2 separate regions of the Homo sapiens genome follow, and region 1 is linked to region 2. The links are chromatin contacts, found by Hi-C or POLR2A ChIA-PET in ENCODE. All regions are on one chromosome and are shown on one strand. The core of a region is the stretch at or near the end of the contact, and the rest is flanking DNA. Distances in the headings are between cores, read along the strand shown.

Region 1 (5,833 bases), core at 3,238-5,737, 440 kb after region 2:
CACTGTCACTTCAGCCTCATTCTCCGTAATCTTTCCTCTGCACGCCACACTTGCCTGCAAGCATCCACTCTTGTCTCTCTACAAGCTATTTGCCCACGTAGCAGCCAGATTGGAGCCACGTACATTTTAGAGGTGTGCTGAAGAATAGGCGCCAAGGAGAAAAACCAGGAAGAAAACCAGTATTTGGTACCCTTACCTTGAAAAAGGTATTCATATATTTTTTCCTTTTCTAAAAAATGTTCATGTTTCTTTGAGCATTTATTGTCTGATTTTACCCCTTTTTAGCATCTATAGAAGCCACATTAATCTTTTTTTACTCCAGCCTTTCTTGGACTTTCCCGGCTTTGTGCTTCTCTATCTAGGTGAGTTTTTATCGATAGCTTCAAGTGTCCTCTTCCCCTCCTCACAGAGGAAATGCAGTCTTCAGCATCTGAGAGGCCTCTTAGAAGTATTTTTGCTCAGGCCGGGTGCGGTGGCTCACACCTGTAATCCCAGCACTTTGGGAGGCCGAGGCGGGTGGCTCACTTGAGGTCAGAAGTTTGAGACCAGCCTGGCCAACACGGCGAAACCCCAACTCTACTAAAAATACAAAAAATTAGCCAGGCGTGGTGGCACATGCCTGTGATCCCAGCTACCTGGGAGGCTGAGGCAGGAGAATCGCTTGAACCTGGGAGGTGGAGGTTGCAGTGAGCTGAGATTGCGCCACTGCACTCCAGCCTGGGCGACAGAGTGAGACTCTGTCTCAAAAAAAAAAAAAAAAAAAAAAAAGAAGTATTTTTGCTTATGTTGCTTACAGCTTTCATGTTCCATGGTAAATGTCTGTAGAAAACCATCTCTGTAGTAGTAGCAACTATGCTGTGTTGTTAAGAAAATAGGACACAGGACAGGACAGGAGGACCAGAGTGAATGGGGGGCCATATCCCTCTGATCTATATGAAGAGACCACAGGAAATGGACAGAACCTTTTCTGCCCCTCCCCATAGATGGGGGAAAACAGGGTGTATAGTAAGATCTGACCTTCTGTGCTTTTTAAACAAAATTTGCCTTATAGGAAATTGTAAGATTAGCAAACTAGGGAGTATGTACATTTAATTTTGAAAAATTCTTTCTAGAGCTCCTCAAAGGTTCCTAAATCAATCCTGTTTTTCAACTTTCTGCCTCTCAGTACTCCTGTGACAACAGGAGGGCAGCCACCCTGACGTGGCTAACTCTCTGGGCTGTTCCTGCCAACTCCCAGATGGCTGCTTTCAGGAAGGTTTCCATAGCGACCAGAGGCAGGAAAAACCTGCCCACCCAGCTTAACAATTCACATCCGGCTGGGCTTTATAGCCAGTGGGAGAAGTGGCGTGTTTATATATACTTATATACATTACATACATTTATATGTGTGTGTAGCATTAAAGAGCTCAACCCTGCAGACTCTATATCCAGAATCTGGCTGGGTGTGGTGGCTCACACCTGTAATCACAGCACTTTGGGAGGCTGAGGCAGGAGGATCACTTAAGCTCAGGAATTCAAGACCAGCCTGGGCAACATAGAGGGACCTTGTCTCTAAAAAAAAAAATATGATAAAATATATCCATAATCTGACCATTTCTCAGTGTTCCCACCATAGGAAAGTCAACATACCTTTCACCCTGACTAATCCAACAGCCTCCTCTATGTCCACCACCACCTCTGCAAGACAGCCAGAGAGGGCTCAGAGCCCTCCCCTACTTTCCCAGCTCACTGAGAATGAAGCCCAGAATCCACCACACTGTGAGGCCTCGTAGTCCCCTGCTGTGTCTTCTCCCACCATTCAGGCTGTTTCCTCCCACTCTTTCCTTCTCATTCCCCAGCCCCTCCAGCCTGCTGGCTGCCTTGCAGCTGTTTCAGCATGCCCAGTGTGCTCCCAACTTGGGGCTGCTTCTCCCTGGATCTCCTTTCCCTCAGGTAGCCATGAGCCCTCAGTTCCTTTTGGTCTTTGCTCAGGTGTCCCTAACCCATATTCTAAAGAGCTTCTCCTGAACACTTGATATAAATCCCCTCTCTTCTGATAGTCTCCACACCTTGACCTTTATTTTTCCTCACAGCATTGTAGTTATCACAATCTATTTCTGTGTTTATCATCCAATTCTGTCTTTTTTTTTTTTTTTTTTTTTTGAGATGGAGTCTCTGTCACCAGGCTGGAATGCAGTGGCGCCATCTCAACTCACTGCAACCTCTGCCTCCTGGGTTCAAGTGATTCTCCTGCCTCGGCCTCCCGAGTAGCTGGGACTACAGGCACACGCCACCACGCCCAGCTAATTTTTGTATTTTTAGTAGGACAGGGTTTCACCATGTTGGCCAGGATGGTCTCAATCTCCCGACCTCAGGTGATCCACCCACCTCGGCCTCCCAAAGTGCTGGGATTACAGGCGTGAGCCACCGGGCCCAGCCTGTCATCTGATTCTCTAATGTAAGGGTCAGGACTTTTTCCCCCACTGTTGTGTCCCAGCTCTTAGAAGCTGCCTGGCTCTTAGGGGTGCTCAGTCCCCATTTGCTGATGAATGAATGAGTGGGAGGACAGCCAAGATCAGGAAAGGGGAGGGACTCCTGAGTGGGCCTTCCCAGCCCCTTCAGGCCTCCACAGCCAGATGTAGCTGATTTCTCTGCTACAAGCAGCCTGCAGGTGCTCTGTCACACTTTTACTCTGCCCTTTCAGAACCACCAACCAAACCCCTGCCTCTGGGGCCGATGGTGATGAGGAGTCTTTCTCATGCTCTCAACTGGGACATGTTATGTGGAACCATACACAGTTGTCATTTTTCTAGGCTGTAATGGATGAATATCGGCAATTTAATATGGTTCAACATAGTTTTTAGTATACCTCAATGAGGAGGGTCCATATATTAACAATAACTTTCTAAAAATTTTTAGGACTACTAATTGCCTGATACTTATTGAGTACTTATATGTGTCAGGCAGTGTGCTAAAGGCCTTATTTGCATCAGCTCACGTAATCCTCATAACCACAGTAAGGCATAGGTATTATTATTCCATTCTATCGAAAAGAAAACTGATACAGACGTGAAGTAAACTTGCCCACGGTTATAACAAGTGGGCACAGGCCCACTCTGCTACACGAGTAGCAGAGCTAGGATTGGACTGGAGATGTCTTTACTTTTTTTTTTTGAGACAGAGTCTCACTCTGTCACCCAGGCTGGAGGGCAGTGGTGCGATCTTGGCTCACTGCAACCTCTGCCTCCCGGGTTCAAGCAATTCTTGTGCCTCAGCCTCTCAAGTAGCTGCGATTACAGGGATGCATCACCATGCCTGGCTAATTTTTTTGTATTTTTAGTAGAGACAGGGTTTCACCATGGTGGCCAAGCTGGTCTCAAACTCCTGGCCTCAAGTGATCCGCCCACCTCAGCCTCCCAAAGTGCTGGGATTACAGGCGTGAGCCACCGCGCCCAGCCAAGATGTCTTTACTTTTAATCATGGTGCAGAGGATGAGCGCTGAGCCCACTCCCTCCCAAAGCTGACACGTGGTTGTTCTGCCACAGCCATTTGCCATCTCAGGCTCCAAGCCAGCAGGAGGCGTAATAGAGCACTGGGTTCCATTCCCAGGGCCATCTAGCTGGTGGCCATGTGTCCGTCATTTCACAGGGTGGGGTTACATGGTGTGGCAGGGCAAAGTTTTGGGAGTCCATTTGGAAACTATCAGTCTCTCCTAGGCTTATTTTCTGTTGTGTAAGGAATGAATGTGTTGTAAGGATTGAATGATGACATGACATGCTTTTTAAAATTTCTAGCTCAGTCTCTTTAATGTAAAAATATGTAATCATCCAGCTCATAGTTCTGAGGGAAACCCTATATCACATATATTTTACACTGAAGGAAGACATTAAAATTCCATTCTCTTCACACAGAACCAACCAACCAGGATGGCTGGCCTGTTGGGGAAGCAGGTTCTGCCATCTGGTTCTCAGCAGGCATGTCTGGAAGCAGGAGGGAGCGTCTCTCCCATTTGGGTACCAAAGCCTCTGTAACAGTCAGGAATGTTCTGCTGTGGCCTTTATCCTAAACTTGGCTTGGCCAGTGTGTGTCTGGGGCAGGAGCAGAGGCCGGGACACAGCTGAGCTGCCCACAGGAGCTATTTTTGCCCCCACACTTGTATGTCTTTAAAGAGAACTGGGATTTTCTCACAGCTCCTTTGAAGTGGTGGTTTGATTTTCCTCTTTTTTGCTTCTCACTTACCTAATTCTTCCCGATTTATCTAGAATTCCCAACACCAGAATTCCATGGCAGATAGCATGGAGAATAGGTTCTGTTATGGACCAGGATAACAACTGTCATTTCTGAATTCTCATTGTGTGAAAAATGGCAAAAGTAAATTTTTCTTCAGTGCCAGGTTTAGGTAAATATGATTTCAAAAACCGGAATGTAACTTGTCTTGAAATCTTTCAACCACATCTCCTCGTTGTCACCTACTTCCTTTCGTAGAGTGAGAGCCTTTAATTCTGTGGTTAGAAGTAAAAGGAAGTAAAGGCTTGGCCGGGCGCGGTGGCTCATGCTTGTAATCCCAGCACTTTGGGAGGCCGAGGCCGGCGGGATCACGAGGTCAGGAGTTCGAGACCAGCCTGGCCAATATGGTGAAACCCCGTCTCTACTAAAAAGACAAAAATCAGCCGGGTGTGGTGGTGCAACCCTGTAGTCCCAGCTACTCGGGAGGCCGAGGCAGAAGAATCTCTTGAACCCAGGAGGCAGAGGTTGCAGTGAGCTGAGATTGCACCACTGCACTCCAGCCTGAGGTGACCAAGCGAGACTCTGTCTAAAAAAAAATAAAAATAAAAATAGAATGACTTTCCTCTTTTCTCTTCTAACAGGGCAGATGATTCTGGACCAGATGAAGCCTGAGGAGCCTTCCAGCTCTAAGATAGCAGGATAGGAGACTTCTAAGATTGGAGCTGCAGAAGACTTGCCAGCCCACCAGCACAATGTCAGGTAGAGGCAGGGGCTGGACTTGGAAACGGGGTTTGAAGCTCTCACAGAGGAGCCAGAGGGATGGAAGGTGGCTTGTTTTCCATAAAACACCATCCAGATAAGAGAGGTGGAGATGGTAGGGAAGGCTTCTGGCTGGCTGAGAAAGTTATTAAAACTTCCTTCTCAGCTCTGCTCTCTAGCTCTCCTCCTCCAGCTCTCCAACCCGCAGATCTGCAGTCCTCAGGTGGAGAAAGAGGCCGGAAGATGAAGTTTGGTCATGTTTTGTAATGTGCTGCTGTTTCTTTCCCCTCTTCTCCAGAAATTTGCTGATTTCTAGGAGGTTTCTTTCACTCTGCTCCTTCCCTACCCAGCACGCTTGAGATGGGCCAGTCCCTTTAATGCTGGTGCTCTTAGAGGGAGAGGGTATTTCCTGATTTGAATTTTGCCTCTGCATTTTCTATTTTTTTTTTATTTTTTTGAGGCAGAGTTTCGCTCTTGTTGCCCAGGCTGGAGCGCAATGGCACGATCCTTGCTCACTGCAACCTCCGCTTCTTGGGTTCAAGCTATTCTCCTGCCTCCCGAGTAGCTGGGATTACAGGCATGTGCCACCACGCCCAGCTAATTTTGTATTTTTAGTAGAGATGGGTTTCTCCATGTTGGCCAGGCTGGTCTCAAACTCCTGACCTCAGGTGATCTGCCCACCTCGGCCTCCCAAAGTACTGAGATTACAGGCGTGAGCCACTGCGCCTGGCCTGCCTCTGCATTTTCTTGATTGTTCTCCTGGTCCTCTTTGGTTTTAGGAAGCCATACACCTGCCTGTGGCCCTTTCTCAGCCCTGACTCCGAGCATATGGCCCCAGGAGATCTTGGCCAAGTACACGCAGGTATAG
Region 2 (5,833 bases), core at 41-2,540:
GCAATGTGACACAGTCCCACCTTTGGCCGCTGAGTGATTGCAGACACTCATTTTGCTTGTCTGTGGTGGAGAGAGGTCTCTGGCCTCCTGCTTTGAGGCTGCAGCCACAGCTTGCCTGGCCCTGTGTAAGTGTTTGACCTATTTCATACATGCCACGCTGTATGCAGCTGTACCTCCAGGGGCTGCCACCCTGACCATTCTGCTAAAAGAGTAATTTCTCCTGTTTCTTCTTTTCCACAGTAAAGATTATTTCCCAGCCTGGATTTTTGGGGCAGGCCCAGGATCTGGTTGTATAGACGCCGCTCTCTGGCGGCTGCCAGCCTCGCTGATTTCCAAGCATGTACACTGGACTCCCTAGGAACACTGCAGCCTCTGCTAGGCACACTGAGCAAAGCCCCCTTGTGCTCCATGCCAGCCTAGGTAACGTGACGCCCTGGGCTGTAACTTTCCTTTAATACCCAGGGAGGAACCTCTAGGCCACTGAGACCTCAGGGCAGGCATGAGCACCCCAGGCCCTGCTCAGCCGGCTGCACCTGGTTGGCTCCAGTGCCTGAAGCCTTCCCTTCCCTCCCCAGTGCATCCTCTGTCCTCGCAGCTCTGGTCTATCTCTTCCGCAGCTGCCGGCAGGCGGCTGCTTCCTGCAGTGAGTCACTCCCACACTGCCCCATTTTGGTGCAGCGACACATTTCCATGATTCGTTTCCCAGGCTGGAGAGAGACTTCTCCTGGAGAGAAGGAACAAAGAGGGTGAATCAAGGGGAATGCTCCCTCGCCTTTCCTGAAAGCTGCCTGGAGCACTGGTTTGATTTCAAACAGCACCTGGTCTCTCTCTGCTCCCTACTGTACAGAGTCCCCAGCCTCTTTCCCTCTGGGTCACCTCTTCTCCACGTCTCCCTCTTGTCACTCCTGTGTCTCATCCTGATCCTTTTGTTTGATCTCGCCCCCACAGATGGTTTCACGAAGGCCTCTCTCGACACCAGGCAGAGAACTTACTCATGGGCAAGGAGGTTGGCTTCTTCATCATCCGGGCCAGCCAGAGCTCCCCAGGGGACTTCTCCATCTCTGTCAGGTACTGACCATTCCTGACACTGCCTTGGCCCTTCTCGGCCTGTTAACCTCACAGAATGCTGAAGCCATGAAGGGACCTCTGGAATATGACCCAATGGTCAGAAGCATGGTGGCCTAGGGGCCAAGCATGGCAGCAGCTTCACAACCTGCTGCTCCCAGTGCCTTCCCAAAACATGCACACACCACTCTTTAGAACACTGGTGTGTGTTTGAAATTATTTCTACGCCCATCTGCCTCCCCTTCTAGCCCAGGTGCTTCTGGAAGGGCAGGATTTTCCTCTACTTCATCTTTATGCCTTTAACAGTGTCTTGCATAAAAGAGAGACACTCAGTGAGTATTTGTGGAAGGAAGGAGGGATAGGAGGAGGAGAACTCCCACTTGTCCAGATCCATCTGGGGGTTTAAATCTTAACCTTTTCTTTTATGATTGATGCATATCTGAAGAAGAGTCAGAGAAAAATAGAAATCTCAAGTCACTGCTGTAGGATATACAGGGGCGGAAAAGTTGTGGCACCTTTCTTTGCCCATCAGAGGAGTCACAGCTGACACTCCTACAAGACAGGTTAACAAGAGGAGAGTGGACACATTTATTTAATCAAAGACTTGTGTGACACAGAAGCCTTCAGAAATGAAGACCCAAGACCCAGGGAAAGCCGTCTATTTTTATGCTTAGGTTTGTCAAAGGACAGACAGCCCTGTAGAAATGGGATTGGACAAAGGGGGTTTGATCTAAGGTAACAGACTGAGGTAGGAAACTGAACAAGGCCTGTCCCAAGTCTTCTTTTTTTTTTTTTTTTTTGGAGACAGCTGTTGCCCAGGCTGGAGTGCAGTGACGCAATCATTGCTCACCACAGCCTCTGTGTCCCAGGCTCAAGCCATCTTCCCACCTCAGCCTCTCAAGTAGCTGGGGATACAGGTGCACACCACCACACCTGGCTAATATTTTTTTAACTTATTTCTTTGTAGAGACTAGGTCTTACTGTGTTGCCTGGGCTGATCTCAAACTCCTGGCCTCGAGTAATCCTCCTGCCTTGGCCTCCCCCATAGTGACCCTTCTAGTCTCTCTGACCCACTGTGGGGAAGAGGAATTCTAATTTCTATGACTCACTCAGGGGGAGAAAGAGGAGCGGGAGACAGGAGGGCAGGAGAAGGCCAAAGGAAGACTTTGCTTCCAAGGCTGCTTCTGAAACCTTCCCATCTCCTTTGGTTCGAAGCACTCAGCATGCCAAGGGGTGTCGTTTTCTGAGCCCCAACAAATACATGTATAGTTGTAGGCAGCTGAACAAAAAGAAAGGCTACTTCAACACAGTACAGTACAGCAAGACCGAAAACCACAGAACAGAGGGCCAGGAGTGGGGGAGGACTGTAACAGCGAAATCTCACTAAGGTGCAGCAACCCATAGGAAGTGACTCAGTCCACGCGTAGACATTACACAGCCCCAAACTCAGAAGCCCAGTTCGGAACACACTGTGTGTGGTCAGCATGTTGAGGATCGCAAGTCACGTATCAGACTTCACCACATGTGAAACTGCAAGAATATAATGCTGTTAGCAGATCAGGAGAAGTACAGCAAAACCTTACTGTCAAGTTATTGGCAGGAAATACCGATCTGGTTTATTCAATATATTTTGAAAGGCATAAAGCTTTGTTTTAAGGACAGAAATCCAATCTCAAGTAATAAACTGTGGCCACTTTGCTGTTTAGAAAGAATGGATATTTGAAAGGATAGGTAGGAAGGACTTAAAAATAACAGGTCAACAATTTGTATGCATACATACCTTTAAAGTGGTCTCTTTAGCATTGCCCTTGCAATCTTGCTTAAACTCTTTTCTTCAGTAAAAACTTTATTTTCATAGCTTGGAGAATGGTTAACTTTAGTTCAGGCCAATATTGATGTATCACAAATTCTAATCTTGTTAGGTCTTAATTAATGAAATTTCGCTCCATTAACATATATTACAAGTCAGGGTCGGGCGCCGTGGCTCATGCCTCTAATCCCAGCACTTTGGGAGGCTGAGTTGGGAGGAATGCTTTAAGCCAAGGAGTTGGAGACCAGCCGGGGCAACTAGTGAGACCTCATCTCTACTAAAAATAAAAAATTAACCCAGTGCAGTGGCGCATGCCTGTGGTCCCAACTACTTGGGAGGCTGAAGTTAAAGGATTGTTGGAGCTGGGCGGTTGAGGTTGCAGTGAGCCAAGATCGATCGCACCACTGCACTCTAGCCTGGGTGACAGAGCAAGACCCTGTCTCAAGAGAAAAAAATTATTTACATATATTATATACATATATTATTAGAAAAAACAATTATACATATATTTAACATGCGTGTATATATATTACAAGTCAAATCTATTTCTTAAGCCTCCCCTCTTTACCCCATCATAAACTTGACCAAGTAATTTGTTAGACTGAGGGGTATCTCTTGGGCCTTTGGTTTGCATGAAGATGACTCTGGCTTTTTCAGCTAGAAACTATGGTTTTTGTGGTTTCGTTGGTTTTTTGAGACAGACTCTCGCTCTGTCGCCCAGGCTGGAGTGCAGTGGCGCAATCTCGGCTCCCTGCAACCTCCGCCTCCCAGGTTCAAAGCAATTCTCGTGCCTTGGCCTCCTGAGTAGCTGGGACCATGGGTTCGCACCACCACGCCTGGCTAATTTGTGTGTGTGTGGTTTTTTTCAGTAGAGACGGGGTTTCGTCATGTTGGCCAGGCTGGTCTTGAACTCCTGGCCTCATGTAATCCACCCGCCTCAGCCTCCCAAAGTGCTAGGATTACAGGCGCGACCCACTGTGCCCGGACCCAGAACTATGGTTTATATTTCCTTAATTAAAGTGAGTTCTACAAAACAGTAGGCCTTGACTTCTACCGAAGTCTTCCCCTGATATTCAGGCGATGAAGCTTCTAGTTATGGTGACAATTACCGTAATCCTTATCACGTCTTTGCAGAAATGTAGTATAATATTTTCCAAAGCAAAATCATTATTAATTATTTTTACATCTGTCATGGGCACAGATAATTAAGAGCTAATTGTAGTTCTATCACTCAGCATTTGTTAAGGGCCTGAAACACCAGATTTTGGAGTCCAGCGCCCTGAGTCGCATCCTTTCCTTTGTTCCTCTTCAGGCTTGAGACAATGGTCAGGCCATCCTCTCCTTGTAGACCCAGATAACCAGCTGCAACCCTCACACCCATCCTTACAGCTTATGAGAGTAAAAGGGTCAATGTTTCACACTCTGAGTTCTTTGAGGTGGTGGATGAAAAATTATAATATCACAAGAATATTTTCTCCTCCTCACCTGGATGTGAAGGATAATGACTTTGAGTTGATCCATGTTGTCTTAGAATGAAGAAAGTATCTGTTGGTGGCCAAAACCAAGGGGAAGACCACAAAGTGATTGCAATATGTTGATTACCACCCGAAATCAGTCAAGCAAGAGGCCACTTGTACAACCTGTGGCTTCACCCAGCTATGAGCAAATCCCAGCACATAAGATGAGATTGAGGGTCAGAATTTCCATCTCCTTCTTAACACAGGTCCCTAAATCCATCCCTAAGAAACCTCCATGGTCAGGCGCAGTGGCTCACGCCTGTAATCCCAGCACTTTGGGAGGCTGAGGTGGGCGGATCATGAGGTCAGGAGATCGAGACCATCCTGTCTAACACGATGAAACCCCGTCTCTACTAAAAATACAAAACTTAGCCGGGCGTGGTGGCGGGCGCCTGTAGTCCCAGCTACTTGGGAGGCTGAGGCAGGAGAATGGCATGAACCTGGGAGGTGGTGCTTGCAGTGAGCAGAGATCACGCCACTGCACTCCAGCCTGGGCGACAGAGCGAGACTCTGACTCAAAAAGAAACCTCCACTTACTCTCAGAGGTATCTTTACTCTCCGAGACCCTTTAAAATTCTTGACCTTTCTTTTACATCAGGCAATTGGCATCACTAGTGCCAGTTTATTTTTAGATATAAATGTATGTCTGTTTGAAAAATAAACTTTACATCCAAAAGAGAATGACTTGGCAATGAAGTAAAACTGGATCTAATGGTAAAGGCTCAGCCCACCCTTCCTAGATGGATAAAATCCATTTTCTCTAGCCCTGGTTCGAATGTGTCCCATCACTTGTGAGTCCAGACTGGCAACAAAAGGTGCTGATCTAAAAGAAGTTATCGTCCAGTGGCAGGGTCTGGGGAAGGGGCGGCAGGCGCCATGTCCAGCCACGAAGGTGGCAAGAAGAAGGCACTGAAACAGCCCAAGAAGCAGGCCAAGGAGATGGACGAGGAAGAGAAGGCTTTCAAGCAGAAACAAAAAGAGGAGCAGAAGAAACTCGAGGTGCTAAAAGCGAAGGTCGTGGGGAAGGGGCCTCTGGCCACAGGTGGAATTAAGAAATCTGGCAAAAAATAAGCTGTTCCTTGTGCCTAAGGAGACGGTGACCCTTTATTTCATCCGTATTTAAACCTCTCTATTCCCTCCTATAATATCTTTTGCCACCTATAGTTGGAATTAAGTGTCGTCTTGGAGCTGTTGTACATTTAAGAATAAACTTTTGTAAAAAAAAAAAAAAAAAAATCTTCCAGTGGCTCATCATCTCTTTAGTTGTTTTCACTAAGTCATTCCTACCATAACTGTGAATTTAAAGTAAAACCAGCTCAGAATCTTGCCAGAATCTGCTCTTTGGTCGTTGTTCTACCCTAAACTTTGTATCACCTGAAATTAAACCAACTCATTTGAAAGAAAAAAGAAGTTATCATGTTTAGGTGGCGTGACAGGCCAA

The links. A loop is a pair of places that touch in the nucleus more often than their neighbours do. ChIA-PET counts read pairs that join two places held with the same protein, here RNA polymerase II (POLR2A). Pooled maps may share reads with other maps.
Region 1: a loop to region 2 is called in a pooled map, with 4 times the contacts of the local background. The contact joins the enhancer-like site here to the promoter of TMA7B in region 2. A Hi-C loop is called at or near these places in 1 of 37 single-sample maps with no recorded cell type and 2 of 50 pooled maps. POLR2A ChIA-PET finds 5 or more read pairs at or near these places in 2 of 52 experiments (T-cell and activated CD4-positive, alpha-beta T cell).

The regions. Positions count from the first base shown.
Region 1 is chr22:40,395,849-40,401,681 of GRCh38, forward strand. SGSM3 (small G protein signaling modulator 3) reads left to right here. Exons shown (of 22, transcript NM_015705.6): 2 at 4,848-4,965; 3 at 5,745-5,827. The coding sequence starts at 4,959. Among named protein-coding and RNA genes, the nearest start is that of SGSM3, 28 kb to the left of the region's middle. RefSeq lists enhancers at 2,427-2,486, 3,067-3,166. Within about 2 kb of position 4,488, at least 8 of the 41 ENCODE cell types and tissues checked have a DNase peak (open chromatin) inside an H3K27ac peak, as active enhancers do.
Region 2 is chr22:39,959,107-39,964,939 of GRCh38, forward strand. TMA7B (translation machinery associated 7 homolog B) reads left to right here and starts at 1,291. Exons shown (of 2, transcript NM_001396013.1): 1 at 1,291-1,813; 2 at 4,814-5,799. The coding sequence starts at 5,269. The coding sequence ends at 5,463. GRAP2 (GRB2 related adaptor protein 2) reads left to right here. Exons shown (of 8, transcript NM_004810.4): 4 at 949-1,068. RefSeq lists an enhancer at 1-438.